Regions from separate parts of the Homo sapiens genome. Here region 2 is linked to region 1. The links are chromatin contacts, found by Hi-C or POLR2A ChIA-PET in ENCODE. All regions are on one chromosome and are shown on one strand. The core of a region is the stretch at or near the end of the contact, and the rest is flanking DNA. Distances in the headings are between cores, read along the strand shown. Region 1 has its middle 25 kb from the start of MRPS18A. Region 2 overlaps CAPN11 (calpain 11).

What was found. A loop is a pair of places that touch in the nucleus more often than their neighbours do. ChIA-PET counts read pairs that join two places held with the same protein, here RNA polymerase II (POLR2A). Pooled maps may share reads with other maps.
Region 2: a pooled map shows a loop between it and region 1 (2.9-fold over the local background). The contact joins two enhancer-like sites. A Hi-C loop is called at or near these places in 3 of 50 pooled maps. POLR2A ChIA-PET finds 5 or more read pairs at or near these places in 3 of 52 experiments (H1, Panc1 and activated naive CD8-positive, alpha-beta T cell).

Annotation. Positions count from the first base shown.
Region 1 is chr6:43,710,420-43,715,879 of GRCh38, forward strand. No RefSeq gene overlaps it. Among named protein-coding and RNA genes, the nearest start is that of MRPS18A, 25 kb to the left of the region's middle. Within about 2 kb of position 3,772, at least 9 of the 41 ENCODE cell types and tissues checked have a DNase peak (open chromatin) inside an H3K27ac peak, as active enhancers do.
Region 2 is chr6:44,176,703-44,182,308 of GRCh38, forward strand. It overlaps CAPN11 (calpain 11), which reads left to right. Exons shown (of 23, transcript NM_007058.4): 11 at 136-296; 12 at 540-718; 13 at 2,917-2,928; 14 at 3,250-3,461; 15 at 3,758-3,797; 16 at 3,895-3,960; 17 at 4,046-4,103; 18 at 4,231-4,295; 19 at 4,550-4,618. Among named protein-coding and RNA genes, the nearest start is that of CAPN11, 21 kb to the left of the region's middle. RefSeq lists an enhancer at 1-653. Within about 2 kb of position 1,474, at least 9 of the 41 ENCODE cell types and tissues checked have a DNase peak (open chromatin) inside an H3K27ac peak, as active enhancers do.

The DNA of each region.
Region 1 (5,460 bases), core at 2,522-5,021:
TTGGCCTCCCAAAGTGCTGGGATCACAGGCATGAGCCATCTCACCCGGCCATATTGGTACCTTATAACCTCCACCTTGCTGGGCTGTGAATGGAGCGGGTGTCCAGTAAGTTTTCTGAAAGAAAAGAAGAAAGGAGAGAAGAAATGGAGGGAGGGAGGAAGGGAGGGTGGAAGGAAAGGAGGAGGAAGGCAGGGAGACTAATGTCTGCGAGGTGATGGTGAGGGTCCCAGGAGATATGGCTGTGAAGGCGTTTTCAAATATGAAACCATTTTAAGGGCAAGGCAAAAATGATCTCTCAGCAAGGGGCCTCCCATATGCTGTGTGCTCAATGATGACTGCATTAAGTTGGCTGGCCCCTCATCCCTTGCTGGAGGTGGTGCTTGTGTCTTCTTTTGGCTGACGAGTCTCGGGAGAAGGGACCACATCTACTCCTAATCATTCTTCTGGGCTCAGTACAGGGCCTGACACAGAAGAGAGCCCTCCAAAAATGTTTAGTGAAAGAACAAATTCACTTGTGCTTTCCCAAATGCATCCTCAGGATACATACCAGCTCAGTTGCCTCATTCTTTCAAAAAATGTTTATTAAACACCTACTATGTGTCAAGCATAATTCCAGGTATTTGGGATACCACAATGAACAACACAGATTTGCCTGCCCACATAGATTTGACATTCTAGTGGGTGAGAGAGGAGATAAAGAGGAACGCATAAAAATAAGTAAATTATAGGGCATATTAGAGGCTGATAAAGGCTTTGGAAAATAAGAGTTGACTAAGATAAGGAGAGAAGACAGAGTGTCAAGGGAAGTGTGGTTACAGAAATAAATAGTTTGGTAAGGGTAGAGAGATTTAGGATCAAAAGCTAAAGGGATATGAGGGAGTGAGCCATGATGATATTTGGGGGAAGAGCGTTCAAGGCAAAGAAAACAGCTGGAGCAAAGGCCGTGAGGCAGGAGCGTGCCTTGAGGGTTTGAGGCCAGTGTGGCTGGAGCAGAGGGACCGAGGAGAGTAGGGGGTGGAGAGGAAGGGGGCTGAGGTCAGATGGTGTGGTTCTGAAGGCCATTGTGAGGTCCTGGCTTTTCCTGTGAGTGGGAAGGGAGTCACTGGGGTGGGTTGGGCAGAGGAGGGATGTGGTTGGCTTAAAAAGAGTCAAATAGAACTCTGGTTACTAAGTGGAGAGTAGACTGTAGGGTCCCAGGGCAGGAGGGAAACCTGCAGGAAGACTGAAGTAGTCCAGGAGAGAGGGGCTGGGAGCTTGGTGCAAGCGGTGGAGGTGGCTGGGAGTGGTGGGTCCTGAATATATTTCAAGGGTCGAGCCAACAAGATTTCTTGATGGTTGAAGGTGAGAGGGAGAGGTGTCAAAGGTGGATCCAAGATTGCTGGCCCGAGCTGTTGGAAGGATAGAGTTGCTATTAGTGGAGATAGGGAAGCTGTGGATGAAGCACGTTTGAAGGAAAAGATCAGAGGTTTGGTTTTGGCCATGTTGAGTCTGAGATGGGCTGGTGGGCTGATGCCTAGATGGCTGACTATTCAAGTCTGGAATCCTTTGATCTGGGTGAACTTACCACTTGAGCAGGGCTGCTGCTGTGCCCTTCCCAAGGCAGGTGGGTGCTGTTCCCATGGACTAGGACTGGGCAGGATTTGGGGTGGGACTGCTTCTGAGGCTTGGTGTCCTCATTTGTAAGATTGACATAATAATACTCATTTTGGGGTTACTCTGTGTGTGTGTGTGTGTGTGTGTGTGTGTGTGTGTGTTTGTGTGTGTGTATAGTGTTCAATGAGATAGTAGAGGCTGGACAGGTGGCTCATGCCTGTAGTCCCAGCACTTTGGGAGGCTGAGGCAGGCAGATCACCTGAGGTCAGAAGTTTGAGACCAGCCTGACCAACATGGCGAAATCCCATCTCTACTACAAATACAAAAATTAGCTGGGCATTGTGGCACACGCCTGTAATCCCAGCTACTCAGGGGGCTGAGGCAGGAGGATCACTTGAAACTGGGAGGTGGAGGCTGTAGTGAGCTGAGATTGCACCGTTGCGCCCCAGCCTGGGTGACAGAGCAAGACTCTGTCTCAAAAAAACAAAAAACAACAACAAAAACAAACAAACAAACAAAAGAGATAGTAGACAGTGCCTAGCACGGAAGAAGCACTCAGTGAACAGTGGTTAAATAACGGCAAAGAACTAACCTGGATTGGCTCCTGCAGATCAGTCATCAAATGGGTTAAGCGGGTGTGGATTCGAGGAAAAGCTAAGAATGGAGGCTAGGAGCATGTGGGATGTGATTTCATTGCTCCAGAGGGACTAGAGCTTGTCGGGCAACAGGAAGGGGAATGACTTGTGAAAGGGGGTGTAGGGGCCACCCAATTGCAGGTGACGGAACAGCCCCTTGGGTTAGGGCTCAGCAGCTGTTCTCTGTGTCCCAGCCAGGATAATGAGGGGGAGGCTGTCTGGTTGCCTGGGGACACAGGCCCTTTGCGCAGTAGCACCAGTAGGAGATACTAACCAGTTCTTCATTTATTAAAATTCTTCAAGTATTAAAGTCTTCTAAGGGGAAAATCCAGGATTTCCTCAGCTTTTCTCTCAGGCCCAGTCCATGGCTTGGTGTGCAGCAAGTCTTTAATAAATGTTAGCATCGGCCAGGTGCCATGGCTCACGCCTATAATCCCAGCACTTTGGGAGGTTGGGGTGGGTGGATCACCTGAGGTCAGGAGTTCAAGACCAGCCTGGCCAACGTGGTGGAACCCCATCTCTACTAAAAATACAAAAATTGGCCGGGCGCGGTGGCTCACGCCTGTAATCCCAGCACTTTGGGAGGCCGAGGCGGGTGGATCATGAGGTCAGGAGATCGAGACCATCCTGGCTAACAAGGTGAAACCCCGTCTCTACTAAAAATACAAAAAATTAGCTGGGCGCGGTGGCGGGCGCCTGTAGTCCCAGCTACTCGGAGGCTGAGGCAGGAGAATGGCGTGAACCTGGGAAGCGGAGCTTGCAGTGAGCCGAGATTGCGCCACTGCAGTCCGCAGTCTGGCCTGGGCGACAGAGCGAGACTCCGTCTCAAAAAAAAAAAAAAAAAAATTAGCTGGATGTGGTGGTGGGTGCCTGCAATCCCAGCTATTCGGGAGGCTGAGGCAGGAGAATCACTTGAACCCGGGAGGCGGAGGTTGCAGTGAGCCAAGATTATACCCCAGCACTCCAGCCTAGGCAACAAGAATGAAACTTCACCTCAAAAAAAAAAAAAAAAAAAAGTCAGGTGTGGTGGCATGCACCTGTAATCCCAGCTACTTGGGAGGCTGAGATGGGAGGATTGTTTGAGCCCAGGAGGTGAAGTTTGCATGCAGTGAGCAGATTGCACCACTGCACTCCAGCCTTGGTGACAGAGTGACATCCTGTCTCAAATCTGAAAAACAAAAAAAAAGTTAGCATCTGTTCTTCCCTCTCGATATACAAAATTGTGGTTAGATCTTATTTTCAAGAATTGCTATGAAGATTACGCGCAGTAGTATATAAGGAGGCATTTTTGCAGCAGCGACATTTAACCCCCAGGATAACTGAGTTCAGAGATGTCAGATAACCTCCTGAATGACACAGGTACTACGGGGTGGAGGGAGGTTTGGGACAATTGGAGCCAGTGGGAGCTGTCAGTGCCGGCGGTGGGGGTCTTCAGCAAGTTTAGAAAGTGAGGAGGGCAGCGCTGGGCAGAGAGGAGGGCAAGTCAAGTCTCTAGGCAGGGCATGGCTTTGACGGCAGGCCTCACAGTAAGATGGGTGTGCTGGATTCAGGATCTAGACGGTGAGATCCCAGAAAGTGAGGCAGGTAGTGGAACCAAGGGAAGACCTCTCTCGAAGCTTCTTGCCGCTCTTAGAGATGAGGGAGCGAATGTTTTTGGGCATGGACCAGACTGTATCTCCCAGAACTCTCTTGGCAGCCTTGCCAGAGGGGTGCTGTTCTCCCATTGCACAAATGAGGCTGCTTAGGCCTGGAGAGGGTAAGGACCTTGCTCAAGGTTGTACAGACTGACAGCGACGGAGTCAGGATTGTGACCCAGCTTTGCTCAACTACAAAGACTGCCCTCTTTCCACTACACCATGAGGTCACCGTGACCCCCAGGAAACAGGGGGATGGACAATATCAGATGACCTTTTAAAGATCTTTGCCAGCAGAAACATTTTCTCAGTCTCTGCTCCTTGGTCTCCCTCCACACTCACCCCTGCCTCCTCCCGCTCTCTTCCCTCCTCATTACTCAACCAGGAGTAACCCCACTGGCTATCTATCTGTGGGTTGGGGGAGGAGACCAGCAGCTGTAGTTACTCAGATTAACCCTCTGCTGCCTGCCCACCTCCCCTCCACCCCATGGATGTGTTGGTGAGGAACCCCCCTCCCCGCTCCCCTGCAGGCAGCCACTGGCTGAGGGGCACTTCCCAGAATTAGCCACTGTGAACAGCTGGCTGGGGGGCGGGGTTGAGGGGGTAGGTGGTAGAAAGGAGGCTAATAGCTTCCAGATGTGCCAAGGCACGAGAGCCTTGGGAGCTTCAGTTTCAGTGGTCTCCTGTGACTGGGATGGGTTGGCCCTCGTGTCCAGGACTCCAGAATTACTAAGGCAGCCAGGCAGATCCCGACTTTCAAGCTGCATGCAAATCTGTGTGCAGGGTAAGGTTGACCTCCAAGCTGCACCTGCAGGGGCCCCGGGAAAACCCCTGCAGCCCAGCTGCTCTCTGTGGTATTAATACTAACACCATCTACCATGTCTACACTGCCAGTAGCATAGGCAACAGAGCATGGTAGTTTCGAGTGCAGGGTTTGGATTCACAGCGCTTAGAATCAAATCTCAGCTCAATCTCTCAACCAGTTCTGGGACCCAAAGCAAACTGCTCAGCTTCCTTAGCCATGAAATAGTTTCTATTTCATAAAGTTATTATTAGTATTAAATGAGATAATCTATGCAAAGTGCTTAATGCAGTGCCTGGCACATAGGAAGTTGTTGTCATTTAGAGAATACCTACCTTATTTCAGAGGCTATGCAATTTTATCCTTGCAACCCTGGAAGTTAGCTATGAGTAGTCTTACTTTTATGAGGCTATATCAAGGCTCAGAGAGGCTAAGTTACCTGTCCAGGATCACACAGGTGTCAAGTGCAGGGTTGCAACTTGAACCCAGGCCAAATGAACCCTAAAGCCCAGGCTCATTATCCTGTGCCCCTCCCTGTGTGTGTGTGTGTGTGTGTGTGCGTGTGTGCGCATGTGTTTTACATTTTCCCATCAGTAGAAAGAGGTTGTAGGACCTGCTAGGGGCTGAGGGCATCATTTTCTGTCCTGCTTACTGAAGAGAGGCCTGACCCAGAAAAGTAGGCAACAGCTTGGGGGTTCAGAGGGGCCCTGGAAGAAGGCAAGTGCCCTGGAGGGGACACCAGGGACAGGAAATTTCAGGAACATGGAAGGAGCAGAGGACAGAATATCAGAGGTTG
Region 2 (5,606 bases), core at 224-2,723, 460 kb after region 1:
TCCTTCATCTCCCTGCTCCGCTCCTCTCTGTGCCTTGGATGGGGAGGCTTGGGGTGGTTGTGGGGGGTGGTTCAGGGAGAGGGAACTGAGGATGCAAGTGTGCTGCTGACGGGCTCCACCCCCACCCCACCACAGGATGTCCTACCAAGATTTCCTGAACAACTTCACGCTCCTGGAGATCTGCAACCTCACGCCTGATACACTCTCTGGGGACTACAAGAGCTACTGGCACACCACCTTCTACGAGGGCAGCTGGCGCAGAGGCAGCTCCGCAGGGGGCTGCAGGAACCACCCTGGTGGGTGAGGGGTGAGAGGGGAGGGGGTGTGCAGGGAGTGAAGGATGGGCCACGGCTCACCACGAAACCAGACCTGGGGCACGAGTCACCGGAGTCAGGGTCCATGAGGTCAAGGGTTAGTCAGATTTCACAGCCCCTGTGGAGGAGACAGCTCCAGTGTGGCTGGGGAAGCTCGGTCCACCCTGGGAAGGGCGTGGCCAAGGGAAGCCCCCGTATAACCACGCTGACCCACTTCCGCCACAGGCACGTTCTGGACCAACCCCCAGTTTAAGATCTCTCTTCCTGAGGGGGATGACCCAGAGGATGACGCAGAGGGCAATGTTGTGGTCTGCACCTGCCTGGTGGCCCTAATGCAGAAGAACTGGCGGCATGCACGGCAGCAGGGAGCCCAGCTGCAGACCATTGGCTTTGTCCTCTACGCGGTGGGTGCCTGGCTGGTCTCGCCCGCCACTCACTCTCCCTCACCTGACCTCACTCCTTTCTTTCTTTCTTTCTTTTTTTTTTTTCGAGACAGAGTCTCACTCTGTTGCCCAGGCTGGAGTGCAGTGGCACAATCTCCATTCACTGCAACCTCAGCCTCCCCAGTTCAAGTGATTCTCGTGCCTCAGCCTTCCCAGTAGCTGGATTACAGACGTGCACCACCATGCCCAGCTAATTTTTGTATTTTTAGTAGAGACGGGGTTTCACCATGTTGGCTAGGCTGGTCTGGAACTCATGACCTCAGGTAATCTGCCTGTCTCGGCCTCCCAAAGTGTTGGAATTACAGGTGTGAGCCACCACACCCGGCTGCCTGGCCTCACTCCTTTCTCCCCAGGGCCACTTCCTGCCTGGGAGAGGGACAGGCTCCAACAGGCTTCACAGCCCTGATTTTTTTTTTAAGACAGGAGCTCAATCTGTTGCCCAGGTTGGAATGCAGTGGCGTGATTACGGCTCACAGCGGCCCTGACCTCCCAGGCTCAAGCAATCCTTCCACCTCAGCCTCCTGACTAGCTAGGACTACAGGCAATTGTCCTGCTAGTTTTTTAAAATTTTTCGTAAGATAGGGTCTCACTATGTTGCCCAGGCTGAGCCCTGACTCTTGAATGGTGCTTTGTGCCTTTCAAGCCAGAGCCGGCAGTTTTCTCTTCACAGATTTCATCCTTTGTGCCAGGCATTGTTCCAAAGGTCTTAGGAATACTAACTACTAATGCCTTTAAGGAAGCGGAAGGAGCCTGCGGGCCAGAGACATGAAGTCACTTGCCCAAGCTCACACATCCAAGGGTCAGAGGCCAAGCCTGTGTCCTGATTCCCAGGCGCTCTGAGACTTCTCCACACGCCCCGCCCGACAATCCATCCCCCTTGTCTGCCCCACCAGCAGTACTCACTCCAGGAGCCAAGAGAAAGCCCTGATAAGCATTTCCCAAGCCAAACCATGCTTTGCAAAATTCTCCACATTCTCCAAAAGAATGTTGTTCATTCACTTGCATTCCCTTATATAAGCAAGTATTTATGGAGCATCTACTGTGTGCCAGGCCCCTGTCCAGTCTCCAGGGGTTCAATAGTGAGCAAAACAGACACAAGCCTTGCCCTACTCTTAGGGCCATTAGTCCACCAGGCTAACAGACTGGTGCCTCAGGATAACATTTTTGCTGGGGGAGGTGGCTCATGCCTATTATCCCAGCACTTTGAGAGGCCGAGGTGGGAGGATCACTTGGAGGATGCCCAAAGAATTTAACACCAGCCTGGGCAACACAGCAAGACCCTGTCTCGATTAAAAAAAAAAAAAAAAAAAAAAATTAGCCGGGCATGGTGGCACACACCTGTGGTCCCAGCTACTCGAGAAGCTGAGGTGAGAGGATCACTTGAGCTCAGGAGGTCGAAGCTGCGGCAAGCCATGATCGCACCACTGCTCTTCAGCCTGGGCGCAGAGTGAGACCCTGTCTCAAAGACATCTTCAAGGTTAAAAAAGCTCAGGAAAGACTACTGCAGCCTGAGCTCTCCGGTGCACACAAGCACACTGAGGTGCTGATAAGCCACCTCTGCAATAGAGCAACCTGTTTAACTTGGTTTAACTCACATTTTTACAAACTTATTTGTCCTCGATCCTCAATTTTAGTAATCTTCTATTCACTTCCTGCAGGATATGAGTGTTCCACGGAAAAGCAAAACACTGTCCTAGATTTTTATCCTAACTCTTTCACTTTTCAGCCATCTGAGGTTGGACAAATCACCTCACATCTTTGGGATTCTGTTTCCTTCCCTTAACCTGGAATGATAAAAATCTACCTTGCATAAACTGTACTTTCCTATCCAAAGCTGAAGGAATTTTTTTTTTTTTTTTGAGACAGGGTCTCACTCTATTGCCCAGGCTGGAGGGCAGTGACATGATCGTGACTCACTGCAGCCTTGACCTCCAGCTCAAGCAATCCTCCCACCTCTGCAGCAGAGGGATTGTTAATGCCAGGACCTTTGAACTGTCAGAGCCCGTGCCCCACTCCACCACCAGTATCCCAGTGCCCTTAATACCCCTCCAACAACACACACACACAGACACACACTATACACATCCCACTTGGCTTCTGAAGGCCTGAGGCCCTTCACCACCCTAGAGATCTGACTCTCCTCTTTCTTCCCTTCCCAGGTCCCAAAAGAGGTACAGAAGATAAAGATGTGGGGCTTGTTCCTGGACACATACCCACTCCACCCCTGGCTGCAAGTGGATTGGCAAAGGGTGGAATTTGGCGAGAGGCTCTGGGGGTCACTGGGTTAGGATTCCAGCCCTCTTCAGGGCTGGTAGGGGTCGGGAAAGGAAGAGACCCTGTTGGAGTTGCGGGCCACTTAGATGGTGTCCAGGCCAGGTCAGTTGGTGGTGGCACCTACCTCCAACCCTGCCCGGCCAGGCTGTTCACCCTGGGGGACCCTCCCTCCCTAACCTCCCATGCCAGTCCTGTACCCACTTCCAGGATGCATATAGTTTCAGAACATTCAGGATGTCCACTTGAAGAAGGAATTCTTCACGAAGTATCAGGACCACGGCTTCTCAGAGATCTTCACCAACTCACGGGAGGTGAGCAGCCAACTCCGGCTGCCTCCGGGGGAATATATCATTATTCCCTCCACCTTTGAGCCACACAGAGATGCTGACTTCCTGCTTCGGGTCTTCACCGAGAAGCACAGCGAGTCATGGTAAGGGGCTGCAGCTCACTGCTCCAAGGCCCGCCACCCAAGAGCTGCAGGATATCAAGCTCAGGGAGCTGCTGTCGGGTCCTCCCTCACTTTGTCCCTATTTTACAGTCAGGGAAACTGAGGCATGAGAAGGTGAAGTCCCAGTTAGTGGCAGAACCAGAACTAGAACTAGAACCCATATTCCATGGAGCTGCCCTATATTGCTTCAAAGACATGACATGACCCCCAGAGCACCCCACTAAAACCCCCACCTCCCTCCCCCTGGTAACTCTTGAGCTTTCAATCATTTTGCCCAGGGAATTGGATGAAGTCAACTATGCTGAGCAACTCCAAGAGGTGAGGGGAGACTGTAGGGCTGGGGGTTGGAAGGAAGCTCCTGGGCCTGTGAAAGAAGTTTTCTGACCAGGTCCCTTTCCTGCTCCCCGGCCCCCAGGAAAAGGTCTCTGAGGATGACATGGACCAGGACTTCCTACATTTGTTTAAGATAGTGGCAGGAGAGGTGAGCAGGCCACGAGCGGAGGGCTGACAGGAGGGGGATGAGGGGCTGGAGGGGCCCGAGTGGGGTTCACAGTTCCCCTTCCTAGGGCAAGGAGATAGGGGTGTATGAGCTCCAGAGGCTGCTCAACAGGATGGCCATCAAATGTGAGTCTTCCACTCCTGCTGCACACGACCCCTCCCCCATATTTTGTGCCCCTCTTGATCACTCCCAGTGCCCCCACGATACCTCATTTACCCTGTCTCTCCTTTCTACCCCTTCCCTTCCTCACAGTCAAAAGCTTCAAGACCAAGGGCTTTGGCCTGGATGCTTGCCGCTGCATGATCAACCTCATGGATGTATCCTCCTGTCCAGTGCTCTCTTGGCCCTGTCCCCTGCCCACAAGCCTGGCCCAGAGATGGCCACCCTGGGCCAGCCACGTCCTCCTCCCTGATGGGGATTAGGCTCTGGGGTAGCAGAAGATGCCAGTTCTTCTGGCTGCTACAGTACCGGAACCCCAGGGCTTGTGTGTCCCCTCAGGAACCCCCGCTGCTTCCCTATCCCCTGGGATGCCTTCTTCACTCCTTCTCTGCTGTCCTTGACCACCTTCCAGAAAGATGGCTCTGGCAAGCTGGGGCTTCTAGAGTTCAAGATCCTGTGGAAAAAACTCAAGAAATGGATGGTAAAGGGCACTAAAGGGGCAGCCTCCAGGGGTGAGGAAAAGAGGGTCTTAGGAGAGATGGAACTAATGAGGGGAAGCTAGAACCCAAGCCCTAACCACACACACACACACACCCAACCACACCACACTCACACACACACACACACACTCACATACAGACACAACCACACCACACACACACACACACACTCACATACAGACACAACCACACCACACTCACACACACACACACTCACATACAGACACAACCACACCACACATACACACTCACATACAGACACAACCACACCACACTCACACACACACATACACACTCACATACAGACACAACCACACCACACTCACACACACATACTCACATACAGACACAACCACACCACACTCACACACACACACACTCACAGACACAACCACACCACACTCACACACACACATACACACTCACATACAGACACAACCACACCACACACACACATACACACTCACATACAGACACAACCACACCACACACACACACACTCACATACAGACACAACCACACCACACACACACATACACACTCACATACAGACACAACCACACCACACTCACACACACATACACACTCACATACAGACACAACCACACCACACTCACACACACACATACACACTCACATACAGACACAACCACACCACACTCACACACACACATACACACTCACATACAGACACAACCACACCACACACACACATACAGACACAACCACACCACACACACACACACATACACACTCACATACAGACACAACCACACCACACACACACACACATACACACTCACATACAGACACAACCACACCACACTCACACACACATACACACTCACATACAGACACAACCACACCACACTCACACACACACATACACACTCACATACAGACACAACCACACCACACACACACACACATACAGACACAACCACACCACACACACACACACACACACAC